Regions from separate parts of the Mus musculus genome. Here region 2 is linked to region 1. Evidence: chromatin contacts called from ENCODE POLR2A ChIA-PET data. All regions are on one chromosome and are shown on one strand. The core of a region is the stretch at or near the end of the contact, and the rest is flanking DNA. Distances in the headings are between cores, read along the strand shown.

The links. ChIA-PET counts read pairs that join two places held with the same protein, here RNA polymerase II (POLR2A).
Region 2: POLR2A ChIA-PET joins it to region 1 with 11 read pairs in embryonic stem cell. The contact joins the promoter of Mthfd1 here to the enhancer-like site in region 1. POLR2A ChIA-PET finds 5 or more read pairs at or near these places in 3 of 5 experiments (Patski and embryonic stem cell).

What each region holds. Positions count from the first base shown.
Region 1 is chr12:76,193,559-76,200,407 of GRCm38, reverse strand. It overlaps Tex21 (testis expressed gene 21), which reads left to right. Exons shown (of 10, transcript NM_019784.5): 10 at 1,457-1,721. The coding sequence ends at 1,615. Among named protein-coding and RNA genes, the nearest start is that of Esr2, 20 kb to the right of the region's middle. Within about 2 kb of position 4,207, at least 1 of the 3 ENCODE cell types and tissues checked has a DNase peak (open chromatin) inside an H3K27ac peak, as active enhancers do.
Region 2 is chr12:76,252,275-76,259,123 of GRCm38, reverse strand. It overlaps Mthfd1 (methylenetetrahydrofolate dehydrogenase (NADP+ dependent), methenyltetrahydrofolate cyclohydrolase, formyltetrahydrofolate synthase), which reads right to left and starts at 3,892. Exons shown (of 28, transcript NM_138745.2): 1 at 3,580-3,892. The coding sequence starts at 3,620.

The DNA.
Region 1 (6,849 bases), core at 2,958-5,457:
TGACCTCTGAACCCAGTCCTTAACCTTTCCCTCCTGAGACAGGGTCTCACTCAGTTGTCAGAGCTGGCCTGGAACTCCTTTTGTAGCCCAGGAAGACTTTGAACTGTGGCTGGTATTACAGGGGCAAGTATTACAAGTCTTTATTTGAAGGCAGAGGGTGTGTATGACATTTCCTTCTGTAACACTCTTTTTATATTATCCCTTAGTTCCATCGTTCCTCTTTTCTGCTAGCTGCCTCTCCCTTGCAAGCACTCTGCAGCCTCCCCGCAGAAACTCTGTTTTCTAGAGTCACTATTACTGGTCTCAAACCTTTTCATTCCCCACAGGTCAGTGTGCTGATCCTGCGGGGCTCAGACTTGTTCTTGGCATTGTGACTGTGTTCTACACCAGTGGAAATCGAGTTTATGGCCCTCTGGTGCTGCCTCTGCTGGCTTGGGATATCCATATCCCCCCTCACGGGCATGGTGAAAGCTGTAGTTTTCTGTTAGCTTTGCGGCTGTTTTCTTATTTGCTGTCCTTGTTGATCTCTTTGGCCTTGAATGGATTGAGAAATATGCATTGAGGAAGGCCATTATCATTAAACAAATTAGTAGCTCAAAAGGCAGTTTGTTAACCCAGTAGCACATGCTGACAGTCCCCAGTTTGGGAGACTGAGGCTCATGAGTCCCTCCAGCCCAGGAATTATAAGGCTAAGCTGAGTAACAGAACACAAAAAGTATGGCTACAAAAACATGCTGCCAAGATGGCTCAGTGGGTAAAGATGCTTGCTTGCTATTAACCCTGCCAGCCTGTGTTCAATCCTGGGAAGACACATGGTAGAAGGAGAGAACTGACTTCTGAAAGATGCCCTCTGGGGGCTGGAGAGATGGCTCTGTGGTTAAGAGCACTGACTGGTCTTGCAGAGGTCCTGAGTTCAATTCCCAGCAACCACATGGTGGCTCACAACCATCTGTAATGGAATCTGATGCCCTCTTCTGGTGTGTCTGAAGACAGCTACATTGTACTCAAATACAATACAATACAATAAATAAATAAATAAATAAATATGATGGCCTCTGACCTCCACATGCATGTATGTATGTACAAATAAATGTAAAAGAAAGTAATTACATTATGAGCAAAATATAATAAGTAGTAATAAAATTGGGAAAAATGAGAAAAAGAGATAAAAATGCACAGGAAATTTTAAAGAATTCTTGTAAATAGAAAGGATTTTTCTACCTTGAAAATACCACATGGCGTGAAGCCAGGTTGTAATTGCAGTGCTTGGGAGACTGGGAGGAAGAAGGTGGGTTCAAGGCTAGCTTAGCTGCACAGCAGGACCCTTTACTACCTTAGACATATTGCATTAAGGAAATTTTCATAAAGCTAAATTGCAGAGTATACCAATTGCATCGTACAAGATGAGTGGGCGGCTCAGCAGTCGCATACTGATCTGTGTGGTGGTTCTTTTCAGCTTGCTGACTTCCGGGAAGCCATCATGAAGATGCTGGGATTTAACATGAAAACAGCAGACAAGGATGTCATTAATCGGCTGAAGCTTGTCGTCCAAATTTATGAAATTTCTAAAAGATCAAAGATGGCTTCTCACTGTGAGCCTGGTCAGGCCAAGTGAGCAAGATCTACCTCTATATGCGGTTAAGAAGTTATACACAGCTGTTTCCTACAGCACCCAGAAAATAGCTACATTGTGAATAAAATTGCAACATTTCAACTAAAAAATCTCTTCTCTCCTGTGCTTGGAGTTTACTCCACTTTGGGATGATCTTTCTATTATTTCTGGCTTAGTCTGTATTGTCACTTGAGATATATGACACTTATCTAATTGCTTTTACTGACTGCATTCAAGCAGGATATGCACCATAAACATATAATTAGCTGTACTATTTATAATTGTAGTCGATAGCCCGTGTCTTGAATGAGTGGTTTATTGGATAAACGACCCTCTTTGGTGCCTGGGCCCGGCCTGGCCTTTGGAGTTTGGAGCTGAGGTGGAAGAGTTGATAGAAGCCCAAAGACTGACGGCCTCCAGCCTTGTCATTCTCCCTGACTGCTGGGGGCTGGAAGCTGACGGCTTCTGGAAACTTAACACTCTCGTACTTATTCTGTGGCTGAAAACTGCTGGCTTCTTTTCTCTTCAACTCTCTGTGCTTAAAGAAGCACTGGGGAAACTTAACACTTTGTGCTTAAATAAACTCTGGGGGAATCTTAACTCTTTGTTATTATTCTGTGCCTTCCACAAGCACTAAAAAAACAAAAACAAAAACAAAAACAAAAAAACAAACAAACCAAAAAACCAAAAAACAAAACCAAAAAAAAAACCCCAAAACAAACAAACAAACAAACTTGACTCTTAATGCTTAAATAAACACCGGGAAATTACAAAAAGGATTTCTTGCTGCTGCTCCTTTCTCGGGCAAGTCAGCTAGAAGCCTCTGAGAGGCTCAGAGCTCGTTAACACTTTTTGAACCAGAAAGAAAAGAAAAGAAAAAAGAAAAAAGGAAAGGAAAGGAAAGGAAAGGAAAGGAAAGGAAAGGAAAGGAAAGGAAAGAAAAGAGAAAAGGGAAAGAAGTCACTCACACAGAGAACACACACACACACACACACACACACACACACACACTTTGGGTGAAGTGGAAAACAGCTACACCACCTTTCTTTATTGCTATCAGCCTTTTTATAGCGTTTTAGACAAAAAGTTCTCTATGTAAGAAAGAATTACTTTATAGATAAAATGTTCCATAAAAAGGGAGTTTCAGAAAGGTATGAAGAACAAGTTCAAAGCAGTGTTTCCTTCTCTAAGCTCATTCTAAGTTCCAACAACAGGTTTTACATGGGCTTGCCTTATCGTGTGCACACCTGTGGCTTCATCCTTGGAACTGAAGGTTTCCTTGAACACAAAGTTGTCCCAAGCCTATATCTTTCTTTAGTGTAATTATGAAAGCTCACTGCATATCGTCTTATGCAGCATTTACTGACTAACCTGAGAGAAAAGTCCATTGCCCCGACCCCCACCCCCGAATAAATGGCTGGGGCATCCATCTAAGGCTGCAGCAGTGTGTGGATTGTTGACTCTGTATGAGGCGACTACAGAGAGCTCCAGAGAGGCTCCGTCCTCAAGCCCCAGGCAGACAGCTACAGCCAGGGGCAGCACCCCAGCCCAGAGCTGGGACTTGGGCAGCGCCAGGGTCGGATTCACTCAGCCTAGAGATGGACAGGGGACCCTGGAGTGCAACTGCCTGTACGGTAGTTTTTTTGTTTTTTGTTTTTGTTTTGTTTTGTTTTGTTTTGTTTTGTTTTGTTTTGTTTTGTTTTGTTTTGCAGAGACAGTGAGCTGATGTGGGTATCTATGCCCAAAGGAGCCTTTCTGTGTTCGCTTCCCCACATCCTCCTTGTCTACACAGGACACAGGACAGCCAGACCAGGTCTCCTGACTGCTTGCGCTGCAGGCTGCCTGAGATCAGTACACATGCTGCCAGCTACAACCCAAACAAAAGACAGAAAGCTGGCTCCAAAGCACAGAAGCCTTAGGTCTTTCCACAGTCAGCCCTTCCTCGCGAATAAAAGAATCACAGAGGACTGCAGTGTCCCGAATCAAACAGCAGAGGGAGACAGAGGTACAAAAAGCTCTGGATCATTGCTGAACGAACAGCTTGCTTCAAGGCTGGAGCTGCTTAGAATCTTAACATTATCTCAAGATAATAAATGTGACTTGGATCTCTGAGTTCTAATGATGGGGTTGTGGGCAGCTTCAATTACTCTGACAAAACACTTTCTGTAATTACAGGATCTTGTGGTACCAGAAGCACCTGAGCTAGAAGGCACAGCCCTGAGACATTGTATTCTGCTTCTGTTCTTTGGCGGTCATCGTAGGAGTCGTTAGGTTTTACAGCCAGGGGTTTCCCAAAATTCTCCTCCTTCACTGTCCGCTGGCCTTCAACTCTAAGTGTTCCCTTCCACATGGAGGGACCCTACCCAATGTCCTTGCCTGCGGGTCAGAAAACTCAAATGGCCATCTAGGCTAAGGCCACCTTCCTGCTCAGAATTTGCTTTCGGGTTGCTACAAAACTTGAGGTCCTGAAGATCCCAACAGTGCGGCAAAGCCAGTTTTACCCGACTTGAGCCTGCGCAGGCGGACTGCTCTTGTGTCCATCGAAGACCTGGCAACAAAACGTGCCTGGATTCCAGCCAATCAGGGTGTGGGGGTGGTGTCAGGGCGCTGCCCGGGCGGGGTGTTGGGCGGGGCAGAGTTGCGTGCCTGTTGGTCTCTGTCGCAGCAGGCAGGTGATTTCCCTGTCTTGGCTCCTGGCGGCTTCGCATTTTCTCTCAGATCAGCCAGACTGGGGTCTGACTCTAAATGCTGGGAAGTTTTCCAGAACCTTGCAGTGCTGGCTACAACTCTGCATGTGCTCCGTGTGCAAGGTTCCCCTAAGCTGTACGTGTACTCAGCTCTGCAAGCTGGCTTTAAACTCACAGAGATTGTTTTCCTTCCAAGGGCTGGCATTACAGGCTGTGCCACCATGCGCAGCTTATTACTTTTAAAAAATTCTTATTTTTATTTTACGTGTATATGTGAGTGTCTATATATTTGTGAGTGTTCCGTGTTGTGTGCCTGGTGCCTGTGGAGGCCAGAAAGTGTTGAGTCCCCTGGACCTGGACTTACAAGCAGCTGGGAACTGCTATGTGGGTGCTGGGAACTGAACCCTTGTCTTCTGCAGGAGCAGCCAGTGCTCACAACCTCTGAGCCATCTAGTATGTAGCCTAGGATGGCCTGGGAATTGGCTATGTAGACCAACTGGCCTCTAACTCACAGAGATCCGTGTACCTCTACCTCACCAGCTGTGCGTGTGTTTATCTTAAGTCATTTATTTACTCTATGTGTATATGTGGGTGCCTGCGTGTATGCATTTGCATGAGGTGCATGCAATGCCAAAGGAAATCAGAAGAGAGTATTGGATCCCTTGGGACTGGAGTGATAGGTAACGTTGTGAGCTACTGTGTGGGTGCTAGGGACCAAACGTGGGCTCTCTGAAAGAGCAGTGCATTCTCTTAATGGCAGACACCATGCAGGAAGAGCTCCAGTGGGCAAGTGAGCTTCCTGGAGATGACCCACCATTTGGCATGGCTGGGATGGGTGTACCTTGTCCCATGACTGCTTCTTGCTCCTGCTGTGCCTTCTCCTGTTTGTCCTTGCTGTACTCCCCCAGGGACGAGGCCATAAGTCTCAGTGCACACCATGGTAAGTAAAGTAAGGAGTGGGTAATTCTAATATGAGTGTAACAACATAAAATGGATAATTAGCTAGAGTTAAAAAATAAGACATAAGATAGATGGCCTGTTTATTGGTAAAAACTTTGTTAATTTAATGACTTTTAGAACTATTGCTTTGAACTTACAATGAATTTGTAAAGTAGAAGATAGCTAAAACTATTGCTTTTAATGAGTTTATGGAATAAAAAAAAATAGATAAAAGTACTGCCCTGGACTTACAATGAACTCGTAGAATAAAAGATTAAAAAATGTTTAGTTAGCAGTTTTAATGGAAAAACATGTAATCAGTTTAATTCCCAGCAACCACATGGTGGCTCACAACCATCTGTAATGGGATCCAATGCCCTCTTCTGGTGTGTGTCTGAAGACAGCTACAGGGTGCTCACATAAAATAAATAAGTCTTATGTAACCAAGAATCGTGCTGTAACTTCCTCTTATGTAACAATTTTGTTTCTGAATGAGGTAATTCTTCGTGGAGAACTTTGTCTTAGAGAATATAAAAGGACTAAAGGGGAAAAAAAAAAACTTTAGAGCTTGCTTGTTAGAGCTTTGCTCTATCCAACTGTATGTATGTATGTATGTATGTATGTATGTATGTATGTATGTATGTTTGTAAAATGGTTAGAGCTTTGCTCTACCCACCCAATGTGTGAGTATGTGTCTGTCAGTCTGTCTGTCTGCTATGTGTGGAGTTGTTGAAGCTTGCTTGTTGAAGCCTCTTTTGCTTCATCCACTAACTTTGTGTGTATAAGTGTGTGAATTCTTTCTTCCTTTCTTTTTTTTTCTTGCCATCCCCCAAAGAGTTAAAAGTGTTCAGAGTTTCTGAGAATCCTGGCCTCAGATAATTAAGTTTTGCTCCCATTAGCATTACTAGTGCTGACCCCATAGATTCCTTGCTACTATCAGCAGGGGTGTGTGTGTGTGTGTGTGTGTGTGTGTGTGTGTGTGTGTTAGGGGCAGGGTCACACCCATTGTCATCAGCATATCGCTGACTCCACACTCAGCTCCTGTAGTGTCTGAGCTGGCCTTCAGCATTTTAACTTGCTGTACCATCTCTTCAGCCTCTGCTTTTACTCTTAATTCTGTGTCTATGGGATGGAATGTGCATGTGCATGCATGTGCATGCAGTGTCCTTGAAGAGGCCAGAAGGTGCTTGATCCTCAGGTACCCTGAAGTTGGAGTTACAGGCAATTTTCCAGCTGCCTGATATGGGTGGTGTGAATCCAACTTAGGTCCTCTGCAAAAACAGTCTCTGTTCTTAACCTCTAAGTCACCTCTCCATACCTTGTATTTTTATTATTTGAGACAGGGTCTTGTGTTGCCAAAGATGGCCTTGAATTTATGTAGCCCAAGGCTAGACTTGCATGTGGCTTTTTTTTTTTTTTTTTTTTTGGACAGGGTCTTATAGTCATAACTTGCAGAGATCTGCCTATCTCTGACTCCTAAACCCTGGGATTAAAGGCATGTGCCACCATGCCCAGCTCATACCTGGTAGCCTTGAACGGATCTTCCTGCCTCCACATTTCAAGTTCTGGGATTGTAGTTGTCTGTGAGACATAACCTGAAGATTTTGGATG
Region 2 (6,849 bases), core at 2,643-5,142, 59 kb before region 1:
TGTAATTGTGTGTGTATATACACATACATGTATATATATGGAACAAATAGGGAAGCACAGAAAAAAAAGAAATCCTGGTGCACTGTTGGTGGAAACATAAATTCATATGATCACTAAAAATAGTAGCATGGAGTTGCCTTTTAAAAATCAGAAATATCCTTCTGTGACAAAAACCAAGGTGAAGCAATGAGCTATGGGGTCTGGCTCTAAGATCTTACTGGTACTAGTGGCTGGTGGGACCTGGATCTACAATGCCACCTCTATTGTCACAGTCAACTCAACATCAAGACTGAGGAACTGAAAGACCAGTAAATGCTACCGTTACTAGCCTATAGTAAATGGGTTAATTTATGGTGTTTTGTTTTGTTTTGAAATTAGACAGGCAGGGCATGGTGACTCTTAACTTTAATGCCAGCACTCCAGAGGCAAAGACAAGCAGATCTCTGACTTCGAAGCCATCCTGGTCTGCAGAGTGAGTTCTAGGACAGCCAAGGTTACACAAGGGAAACACTGTTTCAAACACACACACACACACACACACACACACACACACACACACACCACATTACATGATGGGGCTGGAGAGACAGCTCAGTGGTTAAGAACACTGTCTGCTCTTCCAAAAGACCCAGGTTCAATTACCAGCACCCCTCTGACAGTTCACAATTGTTAACTCCTGCTCCAGGGAATCAATCTGACACCCTCACAGAGACATACATGCAGACAAAACACAGATACACTAAAATAAAAAATGGTAACTAAAAAATGTTACAAAGTATCCTATGAATATGTACAGACTCTGTATCCACTTAAAATTTTAAAAATCAAATCAGGTTTTAAAAATTAAAAACAAGGGGCTGGTGAGATGGCTCAGTGGGTAAGAGCACCCGACTGCTCTTCCAAAGGTCCAGAGTTCAAATCCCAGCAACCACATGGTGGCTCACAACCATCCGTAACAAGATCTGACTCCCTCTTCTGGTGTGTCTGAAGACAGCTACAGTGTACTTACATATAATAATAAATAAATCTTTAAAAAAAAATTAAAAACAAAATACAATTACCAGAACTAACAATCCCTTTCCTGGATAAGTAACCAAAGAAAATTAAATTATAACCTTGTAAAGAAATCTGTTCACTAATAACAATTGTAGCATTATTCACAAGAGCTAAAATATGGGACCAACCCATCTAGGTTGTGACCTTATTAATGGTTGCTCTTATGACATTACAGAGTCTTTTGAAGCCAGGGCATTGCAGGTGCCAGTTCCTCTATCACTGAATAGCCATGGCTTCAACAGACAAATAGAGAAAGAGAATTAGACATACTGTAAATTATTACTCCTTAAAAAAGGAGATCTGTCACATGGACAGAACCAGAAGACACTATGCTGAAAAACAACCCTGACATTGCAAGAAAAATGCTACATAATTGCATTCATTGGGAAGTTAAATCCAAGCACACAGCTAGAAATAAGACGGGGCATGGCAAGAAACCAGACTTTTCCCAAAGAATACAAAGTGGGAGATATGGAAGAGTGGGTAGAACAGAGGACTGTGGGTAATCAAAGACTACTGTATCCAGGATTGTGCCCAGTAAGTTCATCTTAGCAAGTCTTATAATTTACATTTGTCACTTTAGTAACCATATACATTATTACTACCTATATGCATCCCATAATATGTGACTAACCTAAAATATACTTAGTAAGTTTTTTTTAAAAAACATTATTTCTGTGCATGTGTATGTGTATAAGTGTATGCCATGCCTGTCCGTGGGTACCCAGAAGGCATCTTTCCCTTGGAGCTGGAGTTACAGGCAGTTGTGAATGGTCTGAACAGGGTGCTAAGAACTGAACTGAGTTATCTGGAAGAACAAGATGTGCTCTCCTTAATCCCTGAGCCACCTCTCCAGCCACCACATTAAGGTTTAAGAAAGGGGAAAAAAGCAGGCATGGTGATATATGTCTTTAATCCCAACACTCAGGAGGCAGAGGCAAGTAGATCTCTTTGAGGTCAACCTGGTCTACAGTGTGAGTTCTAGGACAGCCAGGGATACACAGAGAAACCCTGGCTTGAAAAACAAGCAAACAAACAAAAGTCTGATGTAGTGGTCCAGACCTGTGATCTCAGCCCTTGGAAGTATAAGCAAGCACTGAATCAGCAGTTCAAAGCCAGAATCAGATACATTTGAGTTTGAGGCAAGCCTGGGTTACCTAAGACCCTGTCTTTTAAAAAAAGAAAAAGGAAAAAAAAAAAAAGAAAGAAAGAAAGAAAAGAACTTGTATATATTATGATTTCTAGTCCAAAAATCTGGAGTTCTTCCTTGCCTTAGTGCAAGATTCACCATTTAATTTATATTTTTCCTCTTTTTTCGCAATCTTCAACAAAAGCTCTCTTTACTCTAGAGTAGGCTTCACCATCATTCTCTCAAGGTCTCTTGTGACAAAACCAAGTGTTTACTGGACACTTACTGCTAGCCCCAGCAGTTAATAAATAACCAGATACCTAATGTCGGAAAAGCAACCTTCAGCAAGTTCACAAAAACAGACCTTTCTCTCTCCTCAGCAGTCCCCAACACTCACTCCCTAAACAAAAAGCAAGGAATGTAGCCCAGATGTTATGCACACTTTCGGGCTCCACACTTAGGGGCTCAATTCCCAGCCCTCTCTCCCAAACAGCAAAAGGGTGCTACTCTCTGGGACGACACTTGGCAAACATTCCCACTAGTTAAGCATTTAAATCTGCACGGCCAGAACAGGTGGTCTGACGGAATATGGAATAGGGTCAGCACACAAGAGCCAAACTGAAAAGTAACTTTAGCGCCAGGACGGATAGGTAGGCTGTTAAAGGGTAGAGCAAGCGAGCGCTGGCGTAGTAGCTGAGTGGTGCGGCGCTTGCCTTGCCTGTGCGATACCTTGGAAGTGAAGCCGGCGGGGTGAAAGAGAAAAAAAGACAGCATTTGGTGTAATGAGGAATGCGCTGAATTAGAGGAAACCCTCTAGGCCAGGTGTGGTAGCCCAAGCCATTAATCCCAGCACTCAGGAGGCAGAGGCAGGAGGGGATCTCTGTGAGTTCAAGATCAGCATGGTCTACAGAGTAAGTTGCAGGACAGCCAGGGCTCCGTGGAGAGACCCTTTGTCAGAAAACAAACAAACAAAAAATTAGAAAGAGACCCTCTCTCTGATTTGACCAATCACCCGTGTCAAATCTTGCCACAACCGAATCACCACCAAATTGCCAGACAAGCGGCTATGCTGGGTTTCTGAGGTTGGACTCCTCAGGTAGCCCGTGTCTAGGCAGAATGATGCCAGCAGCTACACTTTTGAGAACAAGGTCAGGTCAGGACTTGCCGCCAAACCTAGGAATGCAGCCACCCCAGGCAGTCTATTGCAATTGCACATTGGGCCGGGCATGTGTTTCTCTGGCTTCAGGAAACCAGTCTTCAGATTCTAGGAGCCCGTGTCGATGTCCTCTCTTCCCGCAAACCCCATCTAAGCACCTCTCCTGCAGAGCCCAGGCGCTTGGGGATCTGCACGCCCTGCTCTGAGCCCACCACCACTATCACTGGCAAGTACTTACGCAGAAACCAGTTTCCCGTTCAGGATTCCCGCTGGTGCCATGGCCTTTGCTAGTCTGCCACCCACGGTGAACACCAGCAAAAATCAGGTTCCAGTCGCTCCGCGCGCGCAGGACAGCACAACCCACGTGCTCAGGGACCTCCCGGGAGAAATCAGCTAGTGCGCCTGCGTCGCGCTCAGCAGCGAAGGTGCGCAGGCGACCCGGAAAGACGTCGTGACCCGCTGACAGAGGAGGCCCAGGAGCGTCTGCGGGAGCCGGTGGGCCCAGGCAGCAAGAGGGTTGTCACCAAAGACTGGTTGGCGGCAATGACTGGCTGCGGAAAGAGCCTGTGTGGAGCCCGCCTCTGATGAGCCGGGAGCTTCCCGCCTCGCTTTTAGCCAATCAGAGATAGTGTGTAGGGGGCGCGGTGGAACTGGGCGGAGTCCGGGCAGGAATGGGCCTGTCTGAGCAAGTTTGCGTGACCTAGGTTGCGGCGACAGAGTCCTGCAAAGCAGTGTGATTTTGGATCGTACTGGCTTCTCCGGGCAGGATCTTGGAGGCCTTAAGCTGATTCCGGCTACTGACCTGGAGCAGGCAATGCGGCTTTCCACGTTGTCATAGGCCCTAGCTTTCAGAGTGTGGTGGGGAACACCTGGGATAACTGCCTCTCTGTTACCCTCCTAGCAAGAGTGAGGCTATCCTTAACGAGGCAATTGTGTCCCTCTGGTTAGCCATCTGCGGAGGAAGCACTCCAGGGAATTGCTTTTCCACCAGCCAGAGTAGAAATTTGTTTCCGGGGAAAGAGATTTCAGAGATCACCTTGCAGGACTGAAGCCAAGACAGTAATGGACAGGTCCACACCTCGACCTTCACTGTTCAACTCTATATCAAGTCTGACTCTTTACTTAAACCTCAGTTTCATATTAGAACTCAGAAGATAAGACTTCTCTTTGTCCCTCTTCCCAATGTGGCCGTATTGAATAAATCTCCTTTTTCTATATCTTACCATTACTTGTTTAATCGACTTATTAAGGATGGTGACTAACCTGGTTTATTAGATTCTCAGAGCCCAGGGTCTGGCTCGCAATTCTAGTAACAGCAGGGACGATCAATCCACAGCCTTGACATAGAGACAAGTTCGCTACTACTGAACCCAGCCTTCCATAACTAAAACCTGCTATCCTCCCAGGGTTGAAGCCCAAAAGCAGGCTCAGCCCAGCAGCTAAGAGGGACCTCAGAGCAGAAGCGTGGGGCTTCATCAGCGTGAAGGGAGCAGAGTTCAGGACGAGTGATCCTCTGGTCTCAGCGGACCAAATCAGTATTGAAGCAGAGACTACTTTGTTCATCAGCTAGATGCCAGCAAGGCTGGCATCCCTCCCCATTTGCCCTGGTGCAGAAATGAGTTTGGCCATGTCCTCGGGAGCCTGGTGGTAGAGGAATACATCAGAGCCACTGCCTTGACTTTGCTTTTTCTGCCGCTGGAACTGGGCTGGATTCTTACTGTTGGGTTCGAGGTACAAGCCGAGAAAACTTATTTCAGACTCAGGAAGCTTAAAAATGAAAGCTTTATTCTCTGAGCGCTCAGGAAGGCAGCCAGTTCAGGACCTGAAACATGTCCCAGGAAGGATACTGTACAACATTTTAAAAGGATGGGAACACAAAGTGAGAAGTGAGCTGGGGTGAGCTGGGGTGAGCTGCAGTGTTATCCAATTGTATTTTGGTTGACATTTTGGCTTAAGCAAGGGAGTACCCGCTGGAGACTGGGTGAATCCAAGGGACCTGACTTCAAGGTCCTTAATTCATTCTCCTGAACTTTAGGTCTGGAGCTCAGAGTGATAAGGGGACAAAGGAGCTGATCAGCTGCATGTAGTTAACTAGAGCAGGACAGGTGATTGGTTATATATTTTTATAACATATGTACCTTGGTTTAGAAAAACAGCAATTTCTATATTCTTTACCTGTTAACAGACAGTTAAGAAAACATTTGGAGAAGTGGGGTAGGTGTTCGCTCCTAGGTTGTTTGACCCTGCCAACAAGATGGAGAAGTTGTCCTTGAGATGGCTGGATTCAGACAACTGCCTCCTTACAAGCTGTCCCTGAGATGTCTGGATTCAGACAGCTGTTCACAGCAGAAGCTGTTCAGCTATAGGGAAGTCCCAAGCTGCCCTAGGGCCTGGTACATTGGATTTAGTTTTTCCCTATAAATGCTAATCTGTAAACAAAATGTTAGTTTTTAGAATAAGTTTCTTTGGCTCCTTCCCAACATTACCGTTGTCTGGCTACAGTTTCCCCACATTGTTCTACAGATAAGTCCTTCCTTAGAACATCACCACATGGCTATGGATTTAGCAACCATTGTTAGAGTGGCTTGTTTCAACCAATGGCAGGACATGTGGCTGCCCCCACCCCCACTTCCCATCCCCCACCCCCCACCCCAACCTTTCTGCCCTAGGAATTAACCCAGGGCCTGGCATGCTAGCTAGGCAAGGGGCTTCTACCAGCAGCTAAGTTCCCCCATGCCAGGGCACAGTTTGCACTGAATTTGTTGTTGTTGGGCTTTTTTTTTTTCCTGTACTAATGTGTGTATTTTAGTTTGTGACTTTTGCCTGAAATCTGGGATTGTTTTACATTACATCCATATATAGTTAGATAATCTCTGTTTTATTTCATTAGCAGTTTAACTCAAGTCTAATATGTAGACTGAAAGAAACATTTTCCCATTTTAAAGAATGCAAGTGTATGGTTTTTAGTTTACAATGTTTACATTTACAGAGCTGTGTAACTGTCACCATGATATAATTAGAAAATTGACACTGTCTTCATTGTTGGTTGGGGTTTTTTTTGGGGGGGGGTATCCAACCCAGGGCTTCTACTATGGTTAAACATGAGTTCTACTAATAAACTACAGCTCCAGCCCCTCCTTTACTATTCTTGGGGGGGGGCTTTTTTAAAGACAAGGTTTCTCTGTGTAGCCTTGGCTGTCCTGGAACTTGATCTGTAGACCAAACTGGCCTGGAACTCACAGAGATCTGCCTGTTTCTGCCTCCTGAGTGCTGGCATTAAAGCAAAGAAAAAGAGAGAAAGTAGTTCTGGCTCAGTGGTTAAGAGCTTTTGGTGCTTTTGAAGAAGACCCAGGCTTGGTTCCCAGCACCCACACAGCAGACTATAACCACCTACAACTCCAGTTCTAGGCCACCCAACTTCCTCTTCTGACATCCATGGCTCCTGCACACACAAATTATACATACACAAATAAGGTTTCTTTTCTTCTTTCCCTTTTATCTTTAAATA